Regions from separate parts of the Mus musculus genome. Here region 1 is linked to region 2. The links are chromatin contacts, found by POLR2A ChIA-PET in ENCODE. All regions are on one chromosome and are shown on one strand. The core of a region is the stretch at or near the end of the contact, and the rest is flanking DNA. Distances in the headings are between cores, read along the strand shown.

Evidence for each region. ChIA-PET counts read pairs that join two places held with the same protein, here RNA polymerase II (POLR2A).
Region 1: POLR2A ChIA-PET joins it to region 2 with 10 read pairs in Patski. The contact joins the enhancer-like site here to the promoter of Rasl11b in region 2. POLR2A ChIA-PET finds 5 or more read pairs at or near these places in 3 of 5 experiments (Patski and embryonic stem cell).

What each region holds. Positions count from the first base shown.
Region 1 is chr5:74,125,306-74,128,932 of GRCm38, forward strand. No RefSeq gene overlaps it. Among named protein-coding and RNA genes, the nearest start is that of Snora26, 34 kb to the left of the region's middle. Within about 2 kb of position 1,291, at least 1 of the 3 ENCODE cell types and tissues checked has a DNase peak (open chromatin) inside an H3K27ac peak, as active enhancers do.
Region 2 is chr5:74,192,941-74,196,643 of GRCm38, forward strand. It overlaps Rasl11b (RAS-like, family 11, member B), which reads left to right and starts at 2,386. Exons shown (of 4, transcript NM_026878.1): 1 at 2,386-2,650; 2 at 3,163-3,219. The coding sequence starts at 2,512.

The DNA of each region.
Region 1 (3,627 bases), core at 41-2,540, 69 kb before region 2:
CAGCTGCTTGTTGTATCTTCTGGAGTGAGGCCATGAAAGGTCCCTTTTTGTAAGTGCTCCATAGCTTCAGTAATAGTGTCAGGCCTTGGGACAGCCCCTTCAGCTTCAGTGTTTTAAAAGTGGTCAATACATCAGAAAGGCTTCCACAGCTGTTGCTGAAAGAGCTAAGATCGGGAATCTATTGGCTCTAAGTTCGTACACTGTTTTGTCCTTGGAGAAAGGATGAACAACTTGTCTTGAGGCACTCAGGGGGTATGAATTCCCTGAGCTATTTTGCACCCTAATGAAGAGCTAAGCACACCCACTGCCTCAGTCAGCCAGTGCCATCGGTAGTCAACGATTACAGAGTACAAAAGGTATTTTTTATACGGTTCCGGTGGTTGGGCAGGGTAAGTGTGAATTCATCACTTGTGCTAGAACTTCGAAAAAAAATATCACAAAGGTGCTTACACTGAATGGAAGTTTATTCTGGTTCAGCTGTGACTTCTAAAGACTTTTGTAATGGTTTTTTTAATGGATTTCTGTGTCAGCCTTAAAATGCATAGGAGGTGGGTTGTTTGTTTGTTTTTTCGAGACAGGGTTTCTCTGTGTAGCCCTGGCTGTCCTGGAACTCACTTTGTAGACCAAGCTGGCCTCGAACTCAGAAATCCACCTGCCTCTGCCTCCTGAGTGCTGGGATTAAAGGCGTGCACCACCACACTCGGCATGTTTTTCTTTTTCTTTTTTTTTTTTTTTTTTCGGTTGTTTGGTTTTGTCTTTGTGAACAGGTTTTCTCTGTGCAGCCGTGGTTGTCCTGGAACTTGCGGTGTAGACCAGGCTGGCCTTGAACTCTCCGAGGTTCAAAAGCCTCTTGCCTCCTGAGTGCTGGGATTAAAGGAGTGTGCGTGCCAAGTGCCACCACTGACCTGTTGGGGGTGTTTTTCTTTGGTTTCTTTTAAAGCAAATGTCAGCTCCAGCCGCTGTAGCAGCTGTGCTCAGGAATCCTCCAGATGCATTGTTGTCCACTCATGCTCCTGGCTTGGGCCATTCCATTCGCTCCAGGCCAGGAATATACCTGCTCCTTGGAGCCGGCTGTGATATTGAGAATCAACTTGGGAAATCCGCCCTGCGGTGGCCAAGCACAGCCGTCAGCGTGCTGAAGATGCCCTGATCCTTAGTTCTGACCGCAAAGTTCTGCTCCGGGCAAGCAAAGCTCGAGGGGACACGCGGCCGTCCTGATGTCCAAACTACGGGGTACTCCTTGCCAAGCCCAGGACCTAAACCCCAGGCCACAAGCTACACGGTGACCCAAAGCCTGGCAGGGCGGGCCATAGAAAGGCAACCAATAAAGGTGGAGCGCCACGAGCAGCCAGCCAATCCCAGAGAAGATTCGGGGCGGGGCCTACATATGCTATAGTCCCTGGCCTGACTATTGGCTGACAGGGTTGTTCAGGCCGTCTGGCCCCTTCCAGCTCTGGATCTGGAGGAAGAAGCCTGGGAGCTTCTGGAGTGCCCTTCTCTGGGCGCCAGGTCACCAAACCGAACCCAAAAGGCTCTCCCTACGCCTTGGTGCTGAGGATCTGGCGCTCACCGTGGGTCTTCTCGATTGCTCTGTACTTGTACGTCTCGGGACAGCTTTGAGTCCTGGCTTCCTTGCTTTCAGAGCTACCGTTTCTTTGTCCACAAAACTCCGGGCTCCACCCCCAACATCACATAAACTAGTGGTAGTGGTGCAAGCCTGTAACCCCAGCATTCAGTGGGCAGTGGCAGGGAGATCCTGGTTTAAAAGTTATCTTTGACTACATAGTTAGTTGAGACCAGCCAGCGATGCATTAAGTCCTGCCACAGAAAGATGAGTGTAAGCCTAGTTTTGATGGCTAAACCATCTATCTCTCCAGCCCCTCCCTCTCAACAGAGTTACCAAAGAAGACATCCAATGTCAACAACCTCTGGCTTCTATACACACATGCGCACACATCTGTGAACATGTGTACACACCACACACACAAGCTCTCTACCCTCTAAGCCCCCGCCCCGAAAAGGAGTAAAGCCAGAGATGAGAGGCATGTGATCATGAAATGAAGGAGAGATATGTCCCTTCTGTAGAAGTGACAGCATTGTGTCGTGATGTCGCTCCACGATTCGATCAGAGATAGTGTGTAAGCACTGTAAATCAGCCTGGGGGTAAACAGTGAAAACAGTGAACAGGGAAGACAGTAACAAGTTCAGCACATTGACCCTGGAGTGTGGGACCGCTGGCTTAGTGGACAGACATGAATATAAGAACCTTTTTAGGGATGTAAACCTATCACTCAACAAGAGATATTATGGGGCAATAGAGAGCTAGCTCAGTGGTTAAGAGCACTGATTGCTCACCTGGGCTCATCTCCCAGCATCCACTGGGCTGCTCACAACCATCAATAACTCTAGTTCTAAGATCTAATGTCCTCTACTGACCTCTTCTGGCATCAGGCACTCACAGAGTGTACAGACAGACATACATGGGGGCAAAACACTCACTCAGAAAAGGTAAATATTTGTTAAGAGGTATCATGGCGAAGGTCGGTGACACGGTGACACCCCCTGAGACTGACGAAGGGACGACAAAGTGGAGAACTGAAGATCAGTTTCTGAGGCAAAGGGGAAGAGCCTGGGAATCTCTCATCCGTAGAGGGAAGACCGGCACAGAGCGTGTTCCAGGAAGGAGTTCCTGTGCATTCATGGATGTGTAGAACAGCTTCTGGAACTTCTGCACCAACAGTGGAGGGCTAGGGTGACTGAGATGTGATGTAGTGTGGAGATATCAACTAGGCCACAGGGGAAGGTGCTGCTGGGGTTTCTGAGGTTGCCGGACCAGCCTTCGACACAGGTGAGCATATTTAAAAATCTCCCAAAACAAAGCTGGCCTTGGCAGAACACCCTTACATGTAATCCCACCACTTGAGGGGCTGAGGTAGTAGGACTAGGACTGATATTAGTTCAGGCCAGCCAGGGCTACATACTGAGGCTCTGCTTCAAACCAAACAACAAAATGTCCTTAACTAATATGAATGCAGATCAATAAAGCATTGGTATTTACATGACATGCCCAGCATATGTTCAGGCGTGTCTGTTAGATAATAGTAGCTGACCTTTAGTGGATATTCATTATACCCTATAGCTGCTCTATGCAGTTTAGCTGGAGCTGGGCCTGGTGTCAAACAGAAGTTATGAAGACTGAGTGGGAAGAATGGAGAGTTCCAGGCCACTCTGCGGTTCTTGATGAAAAGCTACCAGGGACCTTGCTTCAAAACAAAGCAAAAGCAAAAAAACCCAATGCCGATCCCATTTCTTCCACCAGTTCCTCTTGCCAGCAGGATGCTTGAATTCCTCATTTTAACCCAAGGACCCGTGCACTGCTAGTGTTTTGGGAAAGCTATTGGACCACCCTGTTCACTGAAGCAGTTGGTCACTCTTTACACTTTACACTGGCCTCACCTTCACACTTGCACACTCATGTGCACAAACATGGGCTTAGGAACCCTGCAGTGGCAAGAAGGTAGACAAAAGGTGGAAGGCAGACAGCATGGAAATTTCTATTATATTATCTATATTGGTATAAGCCGTCACCTTTCTGTTGGTGTGGTCAAACACCGTGACCAAGGCAAC
Region 2 (3,703 bases), core at 1,136-3,635:
ATGGAGCAGCAGGGGAATGGCTCCTAGAAGTAATGATAGTGTCTGCCTTATAGTCAGTCATAGAGCAGAGTCAGCCTGCTTCTGGCTTCGGAGTGAAGGGATTACATGATCATTTTCTCCATAACCTTAGATGTAAAAAGTGAAATTTCTTTCCTATAGTCTGGAATAAAATAGATAATCATGTCTCCTGTCCTGATCTGCCCTCTAATTTGGTCTCTTTTTTTTTCTTACAAATTTGGGTTTCCAAGAAGTGATAACTAAGTGTTATCATCTGAGGTTAACCAGATGCAGGTGGGGGCTACTGGGTAGATGGTTTTAAAGTAACACCCGTTCCTTTTCTCATTTCCCCTCCTCCTCCTCCTCCTCCTCCTCCTCCTCCTCCTCCTCCTCCTTCTTTTCTCTCTCTCTCTCTCTCTGCTTCTCTCTCTCCCTTCCTTCCTCCTCCACTTCTCTCTGTGTTTTAAGTACAGCCAGTTCATTTTGACTTAAAGTAAGTATACTCTATTCAGCCTTCATGATGCAGACAGAAAAATCACTGGTCTGGTTAGTCCCATGGTAACGAAAATGAAACACCAGACGCTAAAGTGATTCAAGGCAAAATTCCCTTTGAGAATCTTTATCAGGTCTGTGTGTGCAAAAAGCAGCCGAACAAATGTTGTAGACTACGTAATTATTTCCCATGTAAACACTAGAGAATTGCAGGCTAGAGGGCCGGGGGCTGAAAGGTGCACGGTACCTTAATTATAGCCTTGCTAAGTTTGATTTTATAGACCGGCAAAACTCAAGTTTGATTTAAACCACACAGAAAGACATGATGCAAATTGGCCATGCCCTTTGTCCCAGACTCAGACGTCTGATCTTGCTTCAGTCCAGTGTTTTCCCTAGAAGGCAGACTTTTACTACCGTGACTGCTCAGCCTGTTTGCCACCCCACCCCCTCCATTCTGTTGTTCATCCTGGAAGACTTAACCAGGCAAGTCTACATAATCTTCCTAGTTCCCCTCCGATTTCTTCACCCCTTCAAACTGTTACTAGATACAGGGTTTGTCCCGGTCTGACCAGAGTAGGAGGGTAAATTCTTATTACCTGGTGAATGAAGCCCAGAATGGACTGTGATTAAACAAGAAACGGTGTGTTGAGCCTGGAATCAGCTTCTTTTGCTTTTCTACCTTCAATAAAGGTGTACAAAATGCCACAGGCTTTGCTCTTAGGCACCAAGATAAAAGGCCCTGAGGGTTGTAAGGGCATGCTGGTGGCGATAGATAAAGTAGGTTGCTGAAGTTGGGATCTGGCCAGCAGTTGTCTGTGATTTTCTCTGATGAGGACACGGGGGTACTTGGTATTTTTATGAGTGCTAGACTCCTCATCTTCCTTGGCGACAAGCCACTTTTAACTAACCTTTATGACTAGGCTAACCGTGGGGCCCCTCTGCCTCCCGGTGAGTCCAATCCACAGCTGCACTGACTTCTTGTCTTACCTTTCACAGATCTGGGAGGAGGCGTGACTGGGCTAGCCATGCAAGCTTGTTCTAGTGACTTTTAGCCTGGCTTTGCCTCTCGGGGTGCGGTACTTGCTTTCCACGTTGTGTGCCTTCTCGTGGGCTTGCACTGTTGGCAAGAACTAGAACAAAATAGGTATTTTGCCCCAAAGACAAACGCCACATTTTGGGTCACGGAGGGGTGCCTTTGTTTAGGAATACAAGGATGGGGAAAATGTATAATCCAGGATAATACTTTGAATGTAGCCAAGTCAGTGCAAAGATGTCGAGCGCACGAGCAGAACATAGGGCAGGGCCAAACAGGGCAGTGACCTATGGGGCTCCCAGCAGGTTCCTTGGGGTCAGAGGTGGAGAAGCCAGTGGTCAGAGAGGTTAGGGGACCTGGGACCCAATTCAGAGAATGCCTAGGGACTGACCTACGGAGGCCCAGCGGCGAGGTTGGCAGACAAGGGTGGGTGCTTCTAAACCCACCGCGGATCTGAGATCCCGCGGACACGCCAGGTCTCCTATGAAGGCAAGGACAGATTCCCCCCACGTGGACCTGAGACCCAGCAGACACGGCCAGATCCCCCCACGCGGATCTGAGACCCCGTGACCCCGCAGGCACCGGTGCGGCCGCGTGCTAGCGCAGCGGGAGCCGGCTGGGTCCCGCACGTTGCCACCCTCGCGCCGGCCGCCCTGTTTTCCTCGGATCTCACGGGGCCCCGCACTCGCTCTCGGCTCCTGTGGGGGCGCAGCCTGGTAGTGCAGGCCGTGGGCGGGGCCTCGAGCGGGGCGCTCGGGGATTGGCTGCTGGAATGGAGGCGGGGCCTGGGCCAGAGAAAACCCGCGCCCCGGCGGCTGCCATCCCAGCCGCGATCCGGAACCCCCGAGCCTCTCTTCTCGTCGCGCTCTCCCGTTCTTTCCAGTTTCTGCCCGCGCGCCCTCCGACGGGGTACCCTCCTCTCCTTGCAGCGCGAGCCGTCTCCTGTCCTGACTTTCCTCCCCGCTCCGTGCAGCCGGGCCGTAGCGGCGATGCGCCTCATCCAGAACATGTGTACCATCGCAGAGTACCCCGCCCCAGGCAGCACCGCTGCCGACTGCTGCCTGGGGGCTGCGGGCCGCCGGCTCGTTAAGATCGCCGTGGTAGGGGCCAGCGGCGTGGGCAAGACCGGTGAGTCCATGCGAGGAACCCGCTTGGTGGAGGGGCGGGACGTGGGAGACCCCCGCTCGGACTGGAACTGAGAGACGGTGGGCGTTGCAGTGGGATCCTCTGCCTCTTCATGTCTCTGCTTTAACGAAGAGGGTCACTGGGGCCCAGAGCGTCCCGCCGACTTTCGGGCCAGAGTAGAACTTTGGGGCTTTGGGCTTTTGGCAGGATCTGGGGCGGAATGGGGGAGCTAGTGATTGTAACCCCTCCAGGAGTTCCGTAAGGTTAGGAAGAAGTTTGCCTGCTGGAAGGCTTAGGTGTGGCCCAGCTGGGCTCCGCGGAGGGGCTGGGCCTCAAGACCCTTCCTGCTGGCAGAGCTGTAATTCACTCCTACCTCCTTGTGTCTGGTAGAGGGTCAAGGAGCCCTCGGTGGCCGGCTGTGACTTTCTTTGGAAGAGTTGTTTTCCAGGTGGGGGTGGGGTGGAGAACCGTCTAACTTAGTGGGTTAACAGTCTGTTTTCTTTTCTGAATTGCAGCTTTGGTGGTCCGATTCCTCACTAAACGATTCATCGGGGACTACGAACGAAATGCAGGTGAGGAAACGTACGGAGACCAACCCTGTTGGGATGGCCGCCCTCATTTCTCAGTACCTTTAAGGACACTTCCTTCAGAGTGACAGTGTTTAGCATCAAGATTCTGCTACTTCCAATTCTGCACGCCCCCTCCCCCTCCCCCTTCCCCCTCCCCCCAGCTGCCATCTGGCCTCATTCCATTCTTGGCGCATTCATCATTTTATCAAGTGCCCGAAAGTATTCCCTGTGGTATGTTTTAACTATAGGGACCCCAGTTGGAAGCACCGTTTGTACTCCAAGGCCTTGTCCTTTAAAACATGCCTGCAAAAGTCATAAAAAAAAAAAATACCCAACCAAACAAAAAACCCAGCTGCAAGCTCCTCCCCCACCCTCTCCCTCTGCTGGCTGCCTTTCAGGGGCGACCTTTGAAAGCAAAGGCCAAAGAAGAGTTGTAAGCCTAAAGTTCTTTCCTTAACAAAGACAAATAAGTAGCTGCTATGATTCT